2 separate regions of the Mus musculus genome follow, and region 2 is linked to region 1. A link is a contact called in ENCODE Hi-C or POLR2A ChIA-PET data. All regions are on one chromosome and are shown on one strand. Each heading gives the region's core, a stretch centred on a gene start or an enhancer-like site at or near the end of the contact. The rest is flanking DNA. Distances are from core to core; before and after follow the strand shown.

Evidence for each region. Hi-C counts contacts between places; a loop is a spot of excess contacts on that map. ChIA-PET counts read pairs that join two places held with the same protein, here RNA polymerase II (POLR2A).
Region 2: a map of gastrocnemius shows a loop between it and region 1 (6-fold over the local background). The contact joins the enhancer-like site here to the promoter of Nek7 in region 1. A Hi-C loop is called at or near these places in 10 of 37 maps with a recorded cell type or tissue (gastrocnemius, heart and left cerebral cortex). POLR2A ChIA-PET finds 5 or more read pairs at or near these places in 3 of 5 experiments (Patski and embryonic stem cell).

What each region holds. Positions count from the first base shown.
Region 1 is chr1:138,617,671-138,621,377 of GRCm38, reverse strand. Nek7 (NIMA (never in mitosis gene a)-related expressed kinase 7) reads left to right here and starts at 1,621. Exons shown (of 10, transcript NM_021605.4): 1 at 1,621-1,826.
Region 2 is chr1:138,574,804-138,578,510 of GRCm38, reverse strand. All of the region lies in intron 1 of Nek7 (NIMA (never in mitosis gene a)-related expressed kinase 7), which reads left to right. Among named protein-coding and RNA genes, the nearest start is that of Nek7, 43 kb to the left of the region's middle. Within about 2 kb of position 1,555, at least 2 of the 3 ENCODE cell types and tissues checked have a DNase peak (open chromatin) inside an H3K27ac peak, as active enhancers do; they include gastrocnemius and heart, where a contact is called at or near this core.

The DNA of each region.
Region 1 (3,707 bases), core at 372-2,871:
CCAAATGCCAACTTATTGGCTTCATCCTAGCTTCCTCTCATATAGCACATTCAATGCAGCAGAAAACCTTGTTGGCTCTATCATGGAAATGTATCTGGGGTCTGTCTGGTTTTGCTAGCATTCTGGTCTAAGCCTGATCAGAATGTGTTACAGATACCATTATGTTTCCTTTTAAACTTCCAGTTTCTTCACCCTCCACTTTATTCTTCACAGCTCTGTTGTCTCTCAACTTACACCTGCAATGAATTTCCATTTCATTCAGAATAAAAATTAAGAGTTCGAAGTTCCACATCTGATAGTTCACCCTTTCTTACTCCACCAGCCTCTCTCCCTTGCTCACTAAGTTGGATCCTACCTGCATAGGCTTACTGGCTGTTTCTCCAACATGGCGAACCCATGCCTGACAGGGTAACCTTGCATTTCCTGGGTAAAACAGTCTACTTCCTGACAGTCACATGGCTCCTTTTCTCACATCTTCAGGTCTCTGCTCAAATTCCAAGTGACTTTCCCTGATAAACATGTTTAAAGGAGCACTCACACCCCGAGCTTTGTTTCTCTATGAAATAGATATAAAAGACATTAGGTAATTTGGACTTCCTCACTGAAGCTAAGTTTTATGAGAGCAGGGCTCTTGCACGTAGCTGATTGTAGAACTCCACCTGGCAAATCTGTACCGATTAAGCACTTGCCCCAACGTCACCTCTTGAAATTTAATTTTCTTACTAAAATTAACGTTTGCATTCTTTTCTAATTATATTTCACATACTTGCATTCGTGTGTGTGTCACATTGCAGTACGGATGTCAGAAAACAATTTGTGGGTCCTGGGAATCAAACTCCTGAGTCATCTTGCTGGCCCAAACTTTCTAAATCTTGCTTCTATTGTTTTAATCCATTTGAGCTATAATACCGCTTTTTCTTGTTGTTGTTTTTTGGCTCTATTCCCTTGGCAGGGGAACGAAACCAGAAAAAGGCCTACTGATATCAAATGGTTAAGATCTGTGCTCAAGCACGCTGTTGTATGTCATCGTCTGTTTCTAAGGAGAGGCGTTAAGGCTGACTTCCAAGAAAGACCACGATAAGTTAAGCGACTGGCCACTGAATGATTAGCATCTAGGTATGACAGACTCTACACTGCCTCCTAGCTGTTCGCTCCATTCGTTCAAATCTGGTTAGTGGAACAGTAGGAATCAAAGCTTTGCTTTTGAAAAGCTCCATGTACTAGGGAGAGACCCATATTGCAAATATGTGACGTGTAAACGAATTTATCTAATGTAATATTTTTGTAATGCCACTTTGTGAGTGTGCCTGTATCCCAAAGATTCTGCATACCTACCAACTAGTTCAACTTTCGGAAGGGTCCTGAAAAGCTTTCTTAAAACTGGGACGCTAAAGTCTAGATTTGCTTAGCCAGACTCCGGGAAAACTCTCGTTTGCCTGCACTGACACCATGTAGAGGCAGCTTAAACTACTTGGTAAGTGGGATCAAAAAACTCCGATCTGGAGGCAGGGGTCGACCGCCGTAAGCGAGGCACACCCCAGTTCTCGGGAAAGTGGTAGCGTGGGCTCCGGAGCAGGGTGCGGGCGCGGGGAGGGGCCTGCGGCGGCCCGCCCTCTCCTCGGGGATGCCGGGATGTTTACCCTCCTGACAGCCGCGGCCGCCGGAGGAGGAGCGGAGCCGGGAGGATGGGCCGCCGCTAACCTCGCAGTGGGAAGCGCGGGCCGAGCAGGGTGGGAGCCGGCGCCTGCAGTGGCGCGGGGAGAGGCGATCGGCCCCGGATCCCGCAGCCCTGCAGCCCGCGTAGACCGAGCTGCCCCGGCGCCCCGGTGAGTATGTACGGCCCGGCCGGGTGGGGCCGGTGCGGGGAGCGGGCGGGCCGCGTGGGGCCTCGGGCTCTCGTGCCTCCGAGGACCGCCCGGGACGCCTGCAACTGGCGGAGCGTGGTGCAGGCCGCTGGCTGCAGGAGCTCAGAGTCCGGGCGCTTCGACCCCAGGAAGCTCCACGACGGTGGTGGTGGCGGCAACAGGTCTCCGGGCTCCGACAGGAGGAACTCCAGCGAAGACCCGCCTCCGGGCTGAGCTCATTGGTCACCTTGGCTATTTACAGCTCGAGGATTGGCTCAACCGATTCGGCTGCAGCCCAGTTTAGAAAAGTGAAGTTCACGGACCGGGGAGTCAGTCGAGCGTGAGTGGTGGGGTAGTCAGGTCGAGGTCCGATTGAAACCGATCCAGGGCTGGGATGCAGCAAAGTATGAGCTGAGTCCCAGTGGGGCGAAGGTGAAGTTAGGCCGTGGAAGATGCTGCTAAGCAATGTCGATAGCCTCCGCCTGGTGCTAGAGGCCTTGGAAGACCCACAAGAGATACATTTATTGACTCACATACTATACTCGAATAGCCTAAGTCTTTGCCCGCGCTAAACACTAAGAATATATTTACTTTAAAGTAAGATATGTTTTGTGCCCTTTACAATTCTGGTGATGGAACTGAATATAGCAAAAACAATCTAGAGATGTAAAGGACTTTTTTTTCTTTTTGAGATTACTAACTTTAAAGGTTGTAATTGGATTCAATGCCCGCAGTTTATAGAGCATTATTAGGACCACTCTTTAGTTTCTCCTCCAAGGAATCTGCAGTTCCCGGGAGGAACTGACGTTCATGACGGTGTGCTTTGATAGAGTTGCTTTACAGAATAATGTTCCGAATAAGCTTATTATAAATCTGTTCTCTTCTAGACGATGGGATGTTGATGTGATCCAAGAAAGGTTTAGTACTCATACTCAAAAATTTATAGTTTGGGACAACCGGACAAACTCTGAAAATGATGAATAAAAGATAAAGCCTGCAGTGCTTTGTAGCATTTCTCACTAGTATTCATGGCTGCAGTATTTCGTGATGGCCAGTGCACTTTATTGAACTAACATGCAACCTAAGCAGTTATTTCATCTTCACAGCTATCTGCCACCACTCCGAGAGACCCGGACCATAATTTGCTTTACATCCCAAACCGTTGCATCTTCTGCTTCGGCTGGCGAGGGGTAGGGGCGTGTGGAGGGAAACTTTACTTCTTAGAGGGTCAGAAAAATGGATGATGAGAGGAGGGCCTTTGGAGAAAGTGCAGAAGGGACAGACTCTGGGGCGGAGTGGAGGGGAATCTGGACCCAGTGACCATGCAGTCCTCAGATTCCACAGTAAGGTGGGAGTCCCCGCCCTTGAGGGCACTGACAGCCATTGCAGCCAGTGAACGGCGAGGACACCCGGCCCCAGCTCAGGAGGGCGGGTACTTCCTACCGCTGCCCTGAGCTAGGCGAGGGAGGCCAAGTTTGTCTGAGGATGTGGGCCGGTGGAAAGAAGGGTTGAGAGGCTCAGTCTTGTGAAATTACTGCATTAAAAAATAGAGGGAGGGAGCTCTGGTTTTCTTTGAGCCCTGTGCTGACTTTCAAGATTCGGGCTCAGGTTGAAGTCACCGCTTCCACCGAAACCATAGGAGATAAGAAACGAACCTGGTCAGCAAATTAAATATAGTCCGTGACTGACTGGGGCTTTTGCCCGAGATCGCCTGAAACTGAAAACCAAGAACTACCAGAAGAAATCTCATTAGACACATTTATGGCAGCTTGGCAATTTTAATACGGTTAAGACAATCATTAGCTTAAATTGACAAGACTGCATTTTCAGACAAACAGACCTATTTTGTAATTTGAAGTTTAT
Region 2 (3,707 bases), core at 306-2,805, 43 kb after region 1:
AAACTGTCTCCCATGTGCCCCTTCAGCAACACTGAAGGTTTTTGTTGGACTTGTTTGTTTTAGAAAAATGTGTTGTGAAATGAAGTCACTGAATGAAATCATTAAAGTTCTTCCTATGCAAGCAGGAGGACCCTTGGTCAGTCATCAGTAGAACAAACAAAACATCCAAGGTGTGATGGGGAGCAATTGTAATCCCTACAGCCTAGTTAGACTAATTGGTGAGCCAAAGGCCAAGGAGAGACCCGGTCTAAAAAAAAGAAAATCACCCAAACTAAGTTGCCAAGGAATGAGACCCGACTCAATCTTCCCTCTATATTCATTAGTGTGCGAGACACACTCATTCACACACACATTCAAGGAGTAGGTTATTACAGTGTGGACTTGTTAAGGTTTCAGGATTAGGCTTTAGTTTCATTACTTGTGAAAAGGTTTGAGGATTGATGCATTGTAAGAATACTTAAGATCTCTCTGTTACACTATTAAAACACTCAGGTATGGATCTCAGGTATGGGAGACATAATGAATAGTGCCAGGCCATGGTTAACTTCACCAAAGAAGAGAAGATAATTCTGTCTTGACTCAGTACTACTTACGATGTTGATGGCTTGTACCAGTGTGAAGAACAGGGATTGTGAGCACCAAGTACTAGTGAATACATGGCACACTCCCTAACCCGTGAAGAAGTAGGGTAGAGTGCATAAGACACGGCCCACAGAAATGATAGGAGTAAAATCCAGTCACAGAAGGGACTTGGCATTCAGAAACAGGAATCGGTTTGACCTGTTCTAGAGAAGGCCAGTTGTCGACGTCATTGGGCTTTCTTTGATTCCTTTTAGCATTCTTATTTTCTCTTGTGGGGTTCTTTTCTGGAAAGCAGCATTCTTTGGTACTTTGGTGACATGAGGGTAGCTCTGAGCATGGGAACATACCACATTGCTGTCCTTCTGAACTCTCAGCCTATTTGCACGCCATGTCTCTCAAGCTGGCCAAGGCTGGAGTCCTCAATTTTTGTTTCAAAAAGCTCAGTAGTTTAAACGTGTATATTTGTTATTTAAAAAGGCAAATCCAGATCCAGACATTTCATTTGTAGACAGGATTGAAAATGACAAGCCCACATATTGCACTTTGGGGGATAAATCAGATTTTATATGGATATGACATTCAGTAGTATAAAAAGGAGTGATCAGGTAGTGCATGCGAGGCATTTATGTGTATATGAAAGAGATGTCTGTGTTCTTCCACAATTTTCCTTCTTTTAAAATAAAACAAACAAACAAACAAAAAAAAAAAACAAGTGTTAACAACTACACAAATGTTCAGGGCATCTCAGGCTCCTGCCTGCCTCTGGGCTGTTTCCCCTCTTGCCTGCCTTCCACTCCATCATCCGGCAGTGTCCGCTGCTTATTTTTCTGTGGCTCCTAGTCAGACTCAGAAAGGTCCTGGGCATGAGCTGCTGCTCTCATGTTCCTGGCCTGCATCTGAAACAGCTTTATTAGTGGGGCCAAGCACAAGGGGCAGTTTCAGCCGCCACGGCCAAGTTCTCATCAGCTGTGGTACTGCATCCGGACGCACAGAGCCAAGCTTAAAATAGACAGAGCCTGTGACCTATTAAATTAACACTGTGTAGATCTCAAACCGGTTGCCATCTAGCCACATGTATCTTTTTGTGTGTTCATTTTTAAAATGGAGAAATATCTGCTCCACTTCACACTTATTCAGTCAATTTAGGGACAGGAATGGGCAGACCAAGAAGATACATTTTAAAAAAAGAAAACAAGAAGGCATGAAAAACCTTCTATCCATGGTTCTGAAAGCTAGCCAGCTTTAGGTCTCCTGATAAAGGATGTGCTCAGTATTATTTTTGCTCAGAATGATATATTATTAAATATCTTTATTCATTTCTGTGAGAAGCAGGCTATAGTTAGCACATGTTTACCCATACCATGAATAAATGTGTTTTATTCCAGCCTGCTTCCTCTTCCTTGGGTCCAAAGGTCTAACCTTGCATTTGAGTTATTCCATTCTCTGACTTTGTCAACTTGCTCCCATGATTCACTTGGGTTTGTTAAGCTCGAGAAAGACAGTGAAGTCATGTGTTTGAGGCAGATACTGCAGCTCCCGTTAGAAAGCGATCACTTAAAAGAATACGTTGTCATTTACATTTCGAATACGAAGCAGTTCACTTCCTTTCATATTATGTTTTAATATGTTGAGGTTAAGAGGAATGGAAAGTTGGGAGTAAAACTTGCAGCGCTTAGTAGGACCACATCCTCTTTCACAGCTTACTATCATAGGAGGGCTTAGTAGCACCACATCATCTTCTTTTAAAGCTTTGCTGCTATAGGATATGGAATTTGCTAAAACACATTCCGAAAGTCATATTGCATAATATTTTAAAACACATCCCCCCTTTTAAAATTCTGTTAGTGTTGCATGATGGCTTTTACAGTTAGAATTTTAAAAATGTAACGTTATTTTCAGCATCAAGTCTCATAGTTAAATGAGACAATTGAAATGGAAAGTATTTAGTTTGTATTAGGTAAAGCACAGGGAGGTGAGGTAGTGGTCACCATTATAACATGGTTCAGTAAAGCAAGCAGGGCTGGAAAGAGAGTTCAGTCAGTGTTTCCTTAATGAGTCAACCTGAGGGTTCTGTTTATGGGAGTCTCTAATCCCATCTATATTAAGAGGAAGATAAAGTTGAACCAGCAGGTGTTGGCAAGAAACGCAATAAAACCATCAGACTCAATAAAACCATTAGTCTTATCAGTACCATAATTTGATTTCATTCCACTTACACTTCAGTCAAGAGCTACCTTGACGTGGTGTTTTGCTGGACCCCTGGTATTTAATGTAGAATCCTTTCTCAGGAAGTAACTTAGTGGGACTTGAGCAAATGTTTTTAGAAAACATTTCCCAAGTAGGGCAGCCATTCTGTAAAGATTTAGTTCAAAGAAGAAATGTTTGCCTAGCATGGAATACTACTTTTTCTTAATTTCACTGTGCTGAAAAACAGATAGCCACAAAAATGACCCCATATCCAAAAACCTTATATTAACCTGTTTTAGTATGTCCTGGTTAGCTGTGTTCTGCACTTTCAAGTGTTTATTTGTTATTGATTAGTTAATAGCCACACACAGTTTATCAGACTGTAAGAATCCATAGCTTTGCATTTGAGCTTAATTTTATGATGGAAATAATGTTATTTATGTCCTACAAATTGTCATGTTATTTAGCTATTCTAACTATTATATAGCTGGAGAAAGGTTAGCATAGACTTTTCTATGAAAATTGAAAGACTTAGAGTGTCTATCCTTTGCTTTTGTCTTCATTTAATGAATTGACTGGAGTACATCTTCTAGACTGATAGGGTACCCGATTGTTTGCCATGATCTTGAAGACTTAAAGGAACGAGTGAACAGTACGTCACTGAGGCCACAGAAGGCATGTGCTAAGGCAGGCAGGTAGTATATTTTGGTTTTATTTCTTATAACAAAGTCATCTATTTTTTTATACATCATTAATAAAGCAAGTATTAATCTCACTCCTGGCTATTTGCCCAAGCGAAGTGAAATTGTCTTATGTATGAATGTTTATAATAATTTTATTTATGATTCCCTGAAACTAGCAATGATGCAGATGCCCGTCATTTGAGGTCTAGGTAAGCGCTGGCATGCCCATCCATGCAGTGGTGTAGTATTCAGCCA